Linked DNA regions of Homo sapiens: region 1 is linked to region 2. The links are chromatin contacts, found by Hi-C or POLR2A ChIA-PET in ENCODE. All regions are on one chromosome and are shown on one strand. The core of a region is the stretch at or near the end of the contact, and the rest is flanking DNA. Distances in the headings are between cores, read along the strand shown. Region 1 holds the start of MAPK8IP2 (mitogen-activated protein kinase 8 interacting protein 2). Region 2 holds the start of MAPK11 (mitogen-activated protein kinase 11).

Region 1 (6,076 bases), core at 205-2,704, 330 kb before region 2:
GGGCTGCAGAGGGGACAAGGTTGTGATGGCAGCTGCCAGGGATTAGATCTTTCTGGGAGTGATCTGAGGACAGAGGGCACCCAAAGCAAAGGAGCACCTCCCTGCCCCGGGCTGGCCACCGATGGGGTCGGGGAGAATGCTGGGGAAGGCCCTGCGTGGAGGCCTGCAATGTGTTGGAATAAGAGAGAGTTGATACCAAGGAAACCTCAAGGGTTAAGTGGGGAGGAGCCATCAGAGGAGTCCCCGGTTCAAGGCTGAGCTCACACCCACCCTAAAACCCCAAGTGAACGCTAAGAAGAACCTAATGAGGCCCTCCCTTGAGCTGGATCTGTGTCCCCAACTCTTCTCCCACCTTCTCACAGTGGTCTGAGTCGTAGCTGAGGCCCAGGCCACAGTCATCAGTGATCTCAGACAGATCTTCGTCGTCAAATTCTTCCAGGCTTATGTCCTGGGGAGGCCTGGAAAGGAGACCAGGGTCAGAGAGCCACCAACCCTGGACTCCCTGCCTGGCAACTGGCCCTGAGGAGGGGCAGAGGGAGGCGTCAGCTCCTACACCCAGTGGTTTCCACAGCCCCCAGCTCTCGGAACACATCCTGCCATCATCTTGACCCCCAAGCTCTGCTCGCCTGTGGATCCCCTCCCCCATCTGAGCCAGGCCTGCCCGGAGGAGCCAACCCTGCCCCCACCCCTCCCACCCCGCCTCCCTGGAGAGCCAGCAGCCTCTCCTCCCTCCACTCGCAGCTCCAGGCCCCTGGGGTCAGGGTCTTGCAGAGCAGGGGAGGGGGAGCTGCAACGCGGCAGCGGCAGATGGGGAGGGGTCGCTCCTGCTCTGGGAAGAGAGTCTGGCCTGTTTGTCTCCCCCTCTCCGGCGGAGTGAGGCCTAAACCCAGAGGCCCAGCGTCCTCCCAACCCCAGTCCCTTCCCGCAGGGCTCCGGGCTTGATTTCCACTCTCTCCCGGCCGGGCCCTATCGGCCAGGTCTGGCGTCCACTGAAAGAGGCCAAGGCCACCGGGACACGCCGCGCCGGGAGGGTGTGCCCGCATCCCGCCCGCATCCTCCCCCGCAGAGGGTCGGCCCAGGGCCTCCACCCTTGACAGGTCAGCCGTCCAGGCCGGGCGCGGCTCAGAATCCCGGCGGGGCCCGGGGGTCACTGAGGCTGGGGACGCGCGGTGAAGATGGAGGGAGTGGGAGCGGGGTGGGGGTGGGGCGCCCGAGCCGAGGCTCAGGGACCGCAGGGGGCCGGGGCCGGGTCCGCGCCGGCGGCGGGGCTGGGGCGGCGGGGACGGGGGTCCGGGCCGGGTCGGGGTCGGGGGGGTGCGCAGGGAGCGGAGGGTCCGCCCGGCCCGGGCGCCGAGGGGGGTACCTGCAGCCCGGCGGCGACAGCGAGTGGAAGGTGGAGAGAGAAAACATCTCCGCGCGATCCGCCATCTTCTCCGGGAGAGGCCCGCGACTGCGGCGGGGGGTGCGGGAGCCTCGCCGCGCCCCGCGCCGGCGCTCGGCCCGCCCCGCTCACCTCGTGACACGCCCTGCGGCGTCCGCCCCGCGCACCTCGCCCGGACTCCGCGGCGGCGCGGGGAGGGCGGCGGGGGAGGCGGGGGAGGGACGCGGCCGGGGACGCTGGTTGGAGGAGAGGCGGCGGCTTCACTGCCGGGCGCTGGTTGGGGAAGGGCCGGGCGTGCGATGAGGATTTTTCCCGGGGAGGGGCGGGAGGGAAGGGGCGGGCGGGTGGGCGTCGGGCCCCGCCCTGGAGGACCCGCGCGGGGCGGGAGGCCGAGGAGGCAGCGCCGGGGTCCGCGGGCCTCGGGTTCGCCGTGGGCTGTTTCCTCTGGGCGAGAGGCCGGGGCGGCCCCGGGAGCTGCGCCGCCGCGCCCAGGATCCCCCCAGGAACCCTAACCCGGGTGCGGCCCGGAGCGGGGTGGCGGGCGAGGCGGGAGGCGCGGGAGGAGCTGTCCGCCGTCGGGTGCTGATCGGAGCTGTCCCCACGGGGTGCTGACCGGGGCTGCACGGGGACGTCTGCACGAGGGTCGCCGAGCAGGGCTGGATTCAGAATCGAGCACAAGGTACTCAGAGGATGCTGGCTGGGGCTAAAAGTGGACTTTGAGCACTCAGTAGAGACTGCACAGCCGGACGGACGTACCGACGGGCACTGGGAGAAGTTAGCACCCACGGAGGCGACATGCGTCCCACTGGAAACACTTTTTCTTGGGCACCGTGTTGCTGGGCCCTGTGTAGGGAACTGACCCGCTCTGGCTTGGGATGGAGCCCTGTGGGGAGGGCCATGGTTGAAGCTGAGCTCGAGACGGTGGCTGTGGGAGGAGGCGGGAGATCAGGGTTGAGGGCGCAGAACTAGGGAGAGACTGCAGGACACTTTTTTTCTTTCTAAAATAGAGACCGGTGGCTGGGCGCGGTGGCTCACGCCTGCAATCCCACCACTTTGAGAGGCCAAGGCGGGTGGATCACGACGTCAAGAGATCGAGACCAGAGACCATCCTGGCCAACATGGTGAAACCCCGTCTTTACTAAAAATACAAAAAAATTAGCCGGGCGTGGTGGCGGGCGCCTGTAGTCCCGGCGACTTGGGAGGCTGAGCCAGGAGAATCATTTGAACCCGGGAAGCGGAGGTTGCAGTGAGACGAGATTGCGCCACTGCACTCCAGCCTGGCAAGAGCAAGACTCCGTCTCAAAAAAAAAAAAAGAGAGAGAGAGAGACCGGCTCTCTCTGTATTGCCCAGGTTGGTCTCAAACTCCTGGGCTCAGCTATCCTCTGGCCTCAGCCTCCCAAAGTGCTGGGATTACAGGTGTGAACCACAGCACCTGGCTAAATATTGGCTAAAGAAGGAGGCTGGCATTTCAACAAAAGCGCAATCCCTTTTCCCCCTTGATGAAAGTTATGTGCCCTAAGATTTCTTTATGTCTTAGTTCTGCGGAAAATTCTTTTTTTTTTTTTTTTTTTTTTTTTTTTTTTTTTTTTTGAGACAGAACTTGCTCTGTTGCCCAGGCTGGAGTGTAGTGGCACGATCTCAGCTCACTGTAACCTCCACCTCCCGGGTTCAACCGATTCTCGTGCCTCAGCCTCCCGAGTAGCTGGGATTACAGGCAATCACCACCATGTCCGGCTAATTTTTGTGTTTTTAGTAGAGATGGGTTTTTGCCATGTTGGCCAGGCTGGTCCCAAACTCCTGACCTCAGGTGATCTGCCCTCCTTGGCCTCCCAAAGTGCTGGGATTACAGGCGTGAGCCACCGCCCCTGGCCTGGAAAATTATTCCTTAGGAAAGGACAAGGCACTTGAGTGACAAACACCAGAAACGACATGGCAGAAGGAGCTCATGCAAGTCGGGAAGGGGGGTATCACCATTCCAGCTCAGAGAGAGGCCTGTGGCCAGGGCCTGATTGAACCTGCACTCTTTGGTGTCCCATCACAATTTATATTTTATGCCAATTACAGTATTTTTCTAAGAATGGCATTTACTTGGCTGGGCACAGTGACTTACACCTGTAATCCCAGTACTTTGGGAGGCCAAGGTGGGTGCGTCACTTGAGCTCAAGAGTTTGAAACCAGCCTGGAAACATGTCTCTACCAAAAATAAAAAAAATTGGCCGAGCCCAGGAGGCAAAGGTTGCAGTGAGCTGAGATCACACCACTGCATCCAACCTGGGGGGCAGAGTGAGATCCCATCTCAAAAAAAAAAAAAAAGCCATTTACTAGTTTATGCTTGCCTTCTTGACTTGGGTTGGCTGGAGAGAAGAGAGGCTGTCATCTCTCTGTGAAGCCCTAGGCTCCAAGCATGGTGCCTGGCAAACAGTAGGTGCTTAGCAGACATGTGAATGAATGAATGAGAGAGCTTATGGTCTCTAACCCAGTCTGGGGCATCAGGTCTTTGCCATAACAGTCTTTTCCCTTTTAGAAGCACTAAGAACATTCCCCATTTCTGAGGGAGTCTGGGCCTATTAACCACTCCCTGCCTTTCCCAAAAAATCCAGATCCCTTCCCAGATTTCACAGAGAGTTTGACCTCAACTTTCCAGATTGGCTTTTGATCCTGAGTCTTTTCACCAAACTGGTTCATCTGGACATCCACATAAATGACCCATCCAATACCCTGGTCAGTCAGTTCCTTGATTTCTGATCTGTCAACAGTCTTTAATACTCAAGTGTAGTGACCTCTCCCACAAAGTGCCTCCAGGATCTACCTTCATCTGGAATTGCAGCAAGCTTAAAATCTTTTTTTTTTTTTTTTTTTTTGAGACAGGGTCTCACTCTGTCACCCAGGCTGGAGTGCAGTGGTGTGTCCCTAGCTCACTGTAGCCTCAAACTCCTGGGCTCAAGGAATCCCCCTGCCTCAGCCTTCTGAGTAGCTAGGACCACAGGTGCACACTACCATACCTGGCATTTTGTTTGTTTTTGTAAAAACAGGGTCTCACTATGTTACCCAGGTTGGTCTTAAACTCCTGGGCCCAAGCCCAGGTGATGGCCTCCCAGAGTGCTGAGATGACAGGCATGAGCCACAGCATCCAATCTGAAGTCTTATAGTCTCAAATTTCATCTTAGATCCTAATCCCCAAAACCTTCCTCAAGCCTCTCCCCTTCCTTCCCTCCCTCTTAAAAGATGGTCACTCCCAGGTCCCATGAGCGTAAAGACCATGAGATGGGGGATACCGCCCGCAATTTTATCTGTGGACCTCCCATCTTGCCCCCAGAGCACAGATGGAAGATCGTCGGCCTTAAAGTCTGAAATACGGGAGCCACTCTTCATTTTGCACCAACTTGTTGAACGTGGGCAAATTACTCAGTTCCTCGAGATCTTGGTTTCTTCCTCTGAGCAATGGTGCTGCGAGGACCACATGTCGTGGTGTAAGCCCCAGACACAGGCCCTGTTGTTTGTTGGTGATCATTTAAGGCTCACCTTTCCCCTGCTCCTCACACCGGGGACATGTCCTCCCAGTCCCCCAGGGCTGCTCTGTGCAGCTCAGGGATACATTAGTGAAAAGGCAGCAACTCTTTCCTGAGGGGGTTTATGCTCCTTACATCATGCACATTTTATCAAATTTGCACCTTCCTTGTGTGCTCCTCAGAGCATCATTGTATGGATGAACAAATGGGGGTCCACAGGGAGCTGAACATCCCTCCTTGAAGTTCCTCCTCCAGCCTCTGGGCCACAGGCACTGGGTTTTCCTTCCTGACCACCACCCGTTGTCAGCGTCCTTCCAGACTCCTTCTCCTTCAATGACAAATCAAGATGTTGTGACGCGACCATTTTAACGCTTTCTTCCCTCTATGGTGCACGAATGGCATAGACATTACAAAGCACAAAATTGATTGGACTTAGAAGGGAGAGTTGGAATCGCAACAGCTTCCACAGTCCTGACCACAGCAATTCTAAAAAGTCAGAGAACATTTTCTGACAACTTTCTGAGAGATTAGAAAACAAATGCAAACTATCAGTATTTATTGTACTCATATTTCACAGAAATCACAAACACAAAATAAATATGCCAATGGTTAAAACTGCAAACAGACACATTTAATAAAGATGAAAATTAAGAGTTCTACCTTCACCATGGTGAAGTCCTAACGCCACCATTTCCCGAATCTTCATTTTTATGCAGCCAGGTCTCTGATCACTACCTCCTACTTTTCTTGGTCTCTTGCTGCATTACTACAATACCCACTTTTTTTTTTTTTTGAGACAGGGTCTTGCTCTGTCACCCAGGCAGGAATGTAGTGGTGCAATCTCAGCTCACTGTAACCTCTGCCTCCTAGGTTCAAGCAATTCTCCCACTTCATTCCTCAGAGTAGTTGGACTATAGATGTGTGCCACCACACCTGGCTAATGTTTTTATTTTTTGTAGAGACAGGGTTTCATCATGTTGCTCAGCCTGGTCTCAAACTCCTGAGCTCAAGCAATCCACTCACCTCAGCCTCCCAAAGTGCTGGGATTACAGGCGTGAGCCACTGTGTCAAGCCTTTTTTTTTTTTTTTAACTCCATAAGAAATGTGCTTCAATTACTATTACTGTGTAACAAATTATCCTCAAATTTAGTGGATTAAAACAATTAAGTTGTTATTTACAATTGT
Region 2 (5,976 bases), core at 2,566-5,065:
GGTCTCTCCGTGTGCGGCGACGAGAGAGTGTAGAAATAAAGACAGAAGACAAAGAGATAAGAGAAAAGGCAGCTGGGCCCAGGAGACCACTACTACCAATGCATGGAGACCGGTAGTGGCCCCGAATGTCGGGCTGCGCTGTTATTTATTGGATACAAGGCAGAAGGGGCAGGGTAAAGAATGTGAGTCATCTCCAATGATAGGTAAGGTCACGTGGGTCATGTGTCCACTGGACAGGAGTCCCTTCCCTGCCTGGCAGCCGAGGCAGAGAGAGAGAGGAGACAGAGAGAAAGACAGCTTACGCCATTATTTCTGCATATCAGGGACTATTAGTATTGTCACTAATTTACTACTGCTATCTAGAAGGCAGAGCCAGGTGTACAGGATGGAACATGAAAGTGGACTAGGAGTGTGACCGCTGAAGCACAGCATCACAGGGAGACGTTTAGGCCTCTGGATAACTGCGGGCAAGCCTGACTGATGTCAGGCCCTCCACAAGAGGTGGAGGAGCAGAGTCTTCTCTAAACTCCCCTGGGGAAAGGGAGACCCCCCCCCCTCTTTCCCGGTCTGCTAAGTAGTGGGTGTTGTTCCTTGACACCTTTTGCTACGGCTGGACCACGGCCCGCCTGGTAACGGGCGTCTTCCCAGACGCTGGCGTCACCGCTAGACCAAGGAACCCTCTGGTGGCCCTGTCCGGGCATAACAGAAGGCTCCCACTCTTGTCTTCTGGTCACACCTCACTATGTCCCCTCAGCTCCTATCTCTGTATGGCCTGGTTTTTCCTAGGCTATGATTATTGAGCAAGGATTATTATAATATTGGAATAAAAAGTAATTGCTACAAACTAATGATTAATGATATTCATATATAATCATATCTAAGATCTATATCTGGTATAACTATTCTTGTTTTATATTTTATTATACTGCAACAGCTCGTGTCCTCTCTCTTGCCTCGGTGCCTGGGTGGCTTGCCGCCCACACAGCTCCATTCAAGCCACGATGAAAAACGGGTGGCCATCTCTCCCCCACAAGAGAAAGGGGTACAAGGCCAACTGACATCCCCTGCTCCAAGGATCCCTGAAATGACATTGGGTTCCCCCCTTACCCAGAGACATGGCTGGTCAGGAGATCAGAGCAAGGGGGTGGACCGAAGGCTTAAGTGCTGAGCGGGAGGTCTCAAGTAGGGAGCTGGGAACCTGGAGGCCTGGCTTCCGTACTAGACCCCTGCAGTCCACCTCTTCCCTGTCCCACTGGGCAGTCAGGAAAGAAGGGAAGGGTCAGTGAGACCCCACACACATGAAACTTGGGGCTGGGGAGAGGCTGCAGGCCCAGCAGTCCAGCATCTGGGTGGGGGCAGGCACCGGGTAGAAGCTGGGCATAGCTGCTGGGGTGCATGCGGTGGGCTGGAGTGGTCAGCTGGCGACAGACGAGGGGTGGCCTGTCCTTCCTGGTGCTTTCCAAGTCCCATTTTCCTCCCAGAGTGGTGGGAGGAGAGGTGGCGGGTAGCTTAACAGCCCAAGGCTACATCCTGCTTGCTTCTTACAGGCAGGACAAGTCCCCTGCTAAATCAGCTCCGCGACCACCATCGCCTGGTCTCCCGGTGAGCAAGGCCAGATTTGCCTTTTAGGAAGTTCACTGACTGCAGGAAGAGGCCAGCTGGGAGGGACCAGCAGGACCAGAGAGGAGCTGTCACAGTGACAGCTCCAGTGAGGAGGGGTGGCCAGGACCAGCGGGGGTGGGGTGGGGGCATGAGCACGGAGAAGGGGTGGCCTGCTGTATTCAGGGGCCACAGCGAATCAGCTGGGTAGGAGAGGCGCCTCTGGCCCAGGGCTTCTCACTCCTGCCCTGCCACCGGCCCTTCCTGGCTCCCCTGCCGCTTCCCCTCTGGGCCTGGGACTGTCCTCCACCGGCGGCTCCCTCCAGGGGGGCTTCCCTTGCCCCCGCCGAGCTCTGAAGGTGCCTCTCCTGGAAGATGGCCTCCAGGCCCTGACGCCACCCGAAACTCCTCAGTGATCACTCCCTTGCAGTGCCACGACCCCACACTGTCCCCAGTAGGCACATGGGCGGGACCTCTAATGCCTGGGCAGGCAGGGGGTTCCCGGGGCAGGTCAGCTCAGTGATGAGAGGGGCCCGTTTCCACCGCCCCCCGCCCCCACCCCCACCCCACACGCCCGCCTGACCTGCTGAGCGGCCGGGGCCTGCAGCGAGGCCGCGAGGATTGCGGGCGGACGCCTGGGGGAAGCCTGACACCTCCCCACCTCCATGTCCCCCACCCTAGGGGCGAGAACGGAGCCGCCCAGTCCACGGGGAGGCGCAGGGGCGGGGCCGGTCGCCATGGGAACCCGACTCCCGCCCCGCCCGGCCGCGGCGCAGACAAAGGCCGCTCCCCTCCCCCGGCGGCCGCGGCCGCGGTTCCCACAGCTCCGGGGCTGCGCTCCGGCCTCCTCCTCCTTTAGCTGAAGCTCCATTAACTCTGCACAAAACCTCGGCCCGCCTCGGCCGGGCCCAGTGAAAGGCGCTCCCGGGCGGGGGCCCTCGGGGAGGCTGCCCGTGTCCTCGCCCCAACCCAGCCCGAGCGAGGAGAGGGGCCATCCCCGGGCCCGCGCCAGGCCCCCAGCCGGATGCCGGCTTCCAATGGGGAAACTGAGGCACGGGGCTTGGTCATGCAAAAGGGGCCGGAGCGGCTGGGACTGAGACCCGTTCCTTCGCCGCGGTCCGCATGGGTCCGGTGGCCAGCACCGTGCTGGCTGTTTTAATTTGGTTGCCGATATATAAAAATCAGATTTGACATTAAAACTCGGATTTTAGTGTTTTAAAAAAGGAGTGTTTTGGGCCACTGGGATCCTGATTTCTCACTTCGCTGGAGGGGGTCGCCCAGCCGCGAAGCCTCCCACCACGGCTCTACCAGGGCGGAGGTCGGTGGCCGGTGTTCCAGGGAGCAATGCTCCGCCGAGCCCCGGTCGCTTTCAAGTGGGAATAAAAGTAGCTGTGCGGCCCCGAGCGCGGCAGAGACGCCGAGTGGGGCGCTGCCCCCGTCACCGCCAAGGCAGCCCCCCGCGCCTGCCCGCCCGCGGGGCTGACTTCAAGGACCCTGCACCCAAAGGCGGCTCCTCGGACCTGGGATAGTCAGGGTGGGCTTCCTAGAAGAGGTGGCCGCTAAGGAGGAGGAAAGGTTCTGGGCAGCAAAAAGGATCCGTTTGGGGCCGCTGCTTGTGGGTAGGAAGGCCCCGGGGTGACGCCGCTGTCCCTGGTCCTGACAGTCCAGCGGTCGCGCCTCTCTCAGAGGGGAGGTCAGGGCGAGCCGGGGCAGGAGGCCTGGAAGGTTCCCGGGGCGCACCGCGGACCAAGGCCTGCAGGTCCTGCGCAAGAAAGCCAGGCCGGCCCTGTCCCAACGCCTTTCGGCTTATTTTCCTATCCAGTGCCGAGTCTTTAGAAGGTGCTATTCATATTTCTGTCTTGAAAAATACTTCCCATGGTTTACCCCTGGCTTCTTCGCTTTTGACGGTTCTCCCTCGTTGGGGAGGGCGCCGCCGGGGTAGGGAAGCCCGGGCCGAGCCCAGACGCGGGCGCAAGTCTGGAGAAGCGCGCGGCCCCCAAGAGGTGAGAGCCGGAGGGAGGTGTCCGCCCTCGGCGCCCCCCCCGGGAAGGGGAGGGCTGGTTTCCGCTCTGCCACCGCCTCCGAGGCGCAGGAAGCAGCGCATTTGTCTCCGGGAACCCCCCCACGCCCCGGCCACCCAGCCCGGGAAATCCGCCCGGGCCTCCCGGCCCCGCCCCGGAGCCCCGCCCCGCCCGCCGCCGCCGCCGCCTCCGCCGCCCTCCGCTCCGCTCGGCTCGGGCTCGGCTCGGGCGCGGGCGCGGGGCGCGGGGCTGGGCCCGGGCGGAGCGGCGGCTGCTCCGGACATGTCGGGCCCTCGCGCCGGCTTCTACCGGCAGGAGCTGAACAAGACCGTGTGGGAGGTGCCGCAGCGGCTGCAGGGGCTGCGCCCGGTGGGCTCCGGCGCCTACGGCTCCGTCTGGTAGGGGCGGGGCAGAAGGGGTGCTGGGTGGGGGCCGGGCCGGGCCGGAGAGCGCGTCCCCTCCTCGCCCGCGCGAGGTTCTCGGCGTGGGGAGGGGCCTCGCCCTGCCTCCGCCCCCGGGCGCCAAGCGGATCTGAGGAATGAATGGGGGGGCGGGGGTGGCGGCGTAAAGAAACTTTCCAAGCAGACGCCGTTACCGGGAGGGAGGGGGGTCCTCCGGCCTCTCCCGATTCGGACTGCTCCCCACCAGGCCTGAGGCCTGGGAGGTCACAGCTGGCGTGAGGGTGGGTCTCACGCGACCGAGCCCCGAGCCACCCTGATGTCCGGGCCCCTAAACGTCTGAGCACCCACCTGAGATTCACTGAGTCGGGTCAGGCAGCCCCCCGGGGTCTAGCGGATGACCCTCCCCCGCCCGGGCTGGGGGCTATTGTCTGAAAAGGGAAGCCCCGCTCCCGGAAGCCAAGATCTCTCCCCCTGGGATGGCCTCAGACTCCCCCTCAGACCACAAACCCCACTTAGGCCCTGGGGCCAGAGGACCTGGCCTGGGGCCCAGGAAGACGACAGAGTCTGGGTGGGGGAGGGGGGTCAACTGGGCCAAGGTCTCTGTTAGACCCGGGTAGCCAGGGCTGGAGGGGCTTAGGGTGAGGTAGTTACCGGGAGTCCTAAGTTTCAGCCTCCATGTTGACTGGGAGGCTGATCATGGGTACAGGCTTTGAGAGGTGCAGCTGAGTCCTCACCATGGCCAATGCCGCTTAGCTGCTGCCCACTGGGGGGTCCTGGTGGGGCGCAAAGGCAGAGGCAGCCAGGGCAGAGCTCTGCCCCAGGCACTTGCAGGTTGGAAGTGGGACCTCTAGGCCCACCAGATTTGGAGCTCAGGAGCCGGCATCAGGGGCCGGGGGTCCCAGGGCAGGCTGTCTTCTGGTGTGGTCCCTAGCCTTCCATCAGAAGCTGTAGGTGGGTCATTCTAGCCATCATGCCAGCACAGATCTGTCTTCCTCTTTGAGACCTGAAGGGCAGGAAGAGGGTCTGGGACGGTGTGGGAGTGGCCATAGGGGACTAGGGTGGGTCATGGCTGGACTCGCCGTCTGGGAGTTGCTGAGAGGTGTCCGGTTCTCTGAGTGAGGCCTGGTCTCCCCCCTTGCACCCCTGGCCCATTTTCTTAGTTCCACTGCCAAGGCTGCGGGCCAGGTGCCAATTCCCTGTCACCTGACCGCACAGATGCAATTGGCCAAAAGAACTTGCTGCCCCACGTGCAGGGCCACTCCCCTCACCACCTCAGGAGCACCTTTCCCTGGTCATAGGCTGGGAGCATGGCTGCCCCAGGCACCTCGACCTGCGCCCATGAGCATCCCAGACCCAGCAGGAGCCGCTCCTGCTCCCCTTGTGTGGGCATGGGGGGTGGCCTCAGCCTCCACTTGCTCTGAGACAGGATCCCAAGAGACAGAAGTGGGAGGGAGAGAAGAAGCAAGTATCAGCCAGAGGGAACAGGCTGTGCAAAGGCCTTTCCTTTAGCAGGGCTGAGGGCAGTGGGACATGGGAGGGTGGGATGAGGGTCACCTGCAAAGGGAGGGTGGGCTCAGGAAGCTGGTGCAGGGTAGAGGGTCTGGACCTCTGGGAAGTGGGGCTGGGCGAAGGGCTGTTCTGTGGGTCCAGCTGACGCCCTCAGCTGTACATCACCTTCTGTCCCGGTTTTGTTCCAAATAATGATGCAATAAACACCTCTGACCAACTTTCCCTCCGTATTTTGAACATTCGGAGGCACCAGGGGTCCAGGGGCTTTGAGGTGGCTCTAGAATCCCCCTCTGTGAGCCTCCTGGGCCCATGGGGTCTATGGGGCAGAGGGAGGCCCGTCTGCTGCAGGTGAATGCCAGTGACTGTTTTCCTGCTGTGTTTTTCCACGCTGGATGGGGCACCTCTCCCCCAGCCTTGCTTTGAATGGGGGCCCCTGGTTGAGCGTG

Evidence for each region. Hi-C counts contacts between places; a loop is a spot of excess contacts on that map. ChIA-PET counts read pairs that join two places held with the same protein, here RNA polymerase II (POLR2A). Pooled maps may share reads with other maps.
Region 1: a loop to region 2 is called in a pooled map, with 13 times the contacts of the local background. The contact joins the promoter of MAPK8IP2 here to the promoter of MAPK11 in region 2. A Hi-C loop is called at or near these places in 6 of 168 maps with a recorded cell type or tissue (CD4-positive, alpha-beta T cell, GM12878, adrenal gland and 3 more), 2 of 37 single-sample maps with no recorded cell type and 7 of 50 pooled maps. POLR2A ChIA-PET finds 5 or more read pairs at or near these places in 1 of 52 experiments (activated naive CD4-positive, alpha-beta T cell).

Annotation. Positions count from the first base shown.
Region 1 is chr22:50,596,171-50,602,246 of GRCh38, reverse strand. MAPK8IP2 (mitogen-activated protein kinase 8 interacting protein 2) reads right to left here and starts at 1,454. Exons shown (of 12, transcript NM_012324.6): 1 at 1,364-1,454; 2 at 353-458. The coding sequence starts at 1,428. RefSeq lists an enhancer at 575-1,075 and a silencer at 1,865-2,044.
Region 2 is chr22:50,268,219-50,274,194 of GRCh38, reverse strand. MAPK11 (mitogen-activated protein kinase 11) reads left to right here and starts at 3,815. Exons shown (of 12, transcript NM_002751.7): 1 at 3,815-4,018. The coding sequence starts at 3,903. RefSeq lists enhancers at 1,438-1,978, 1,979-2,518 and silencers at 2,126-2,475, 3,555-4,144, 4,165-4,224.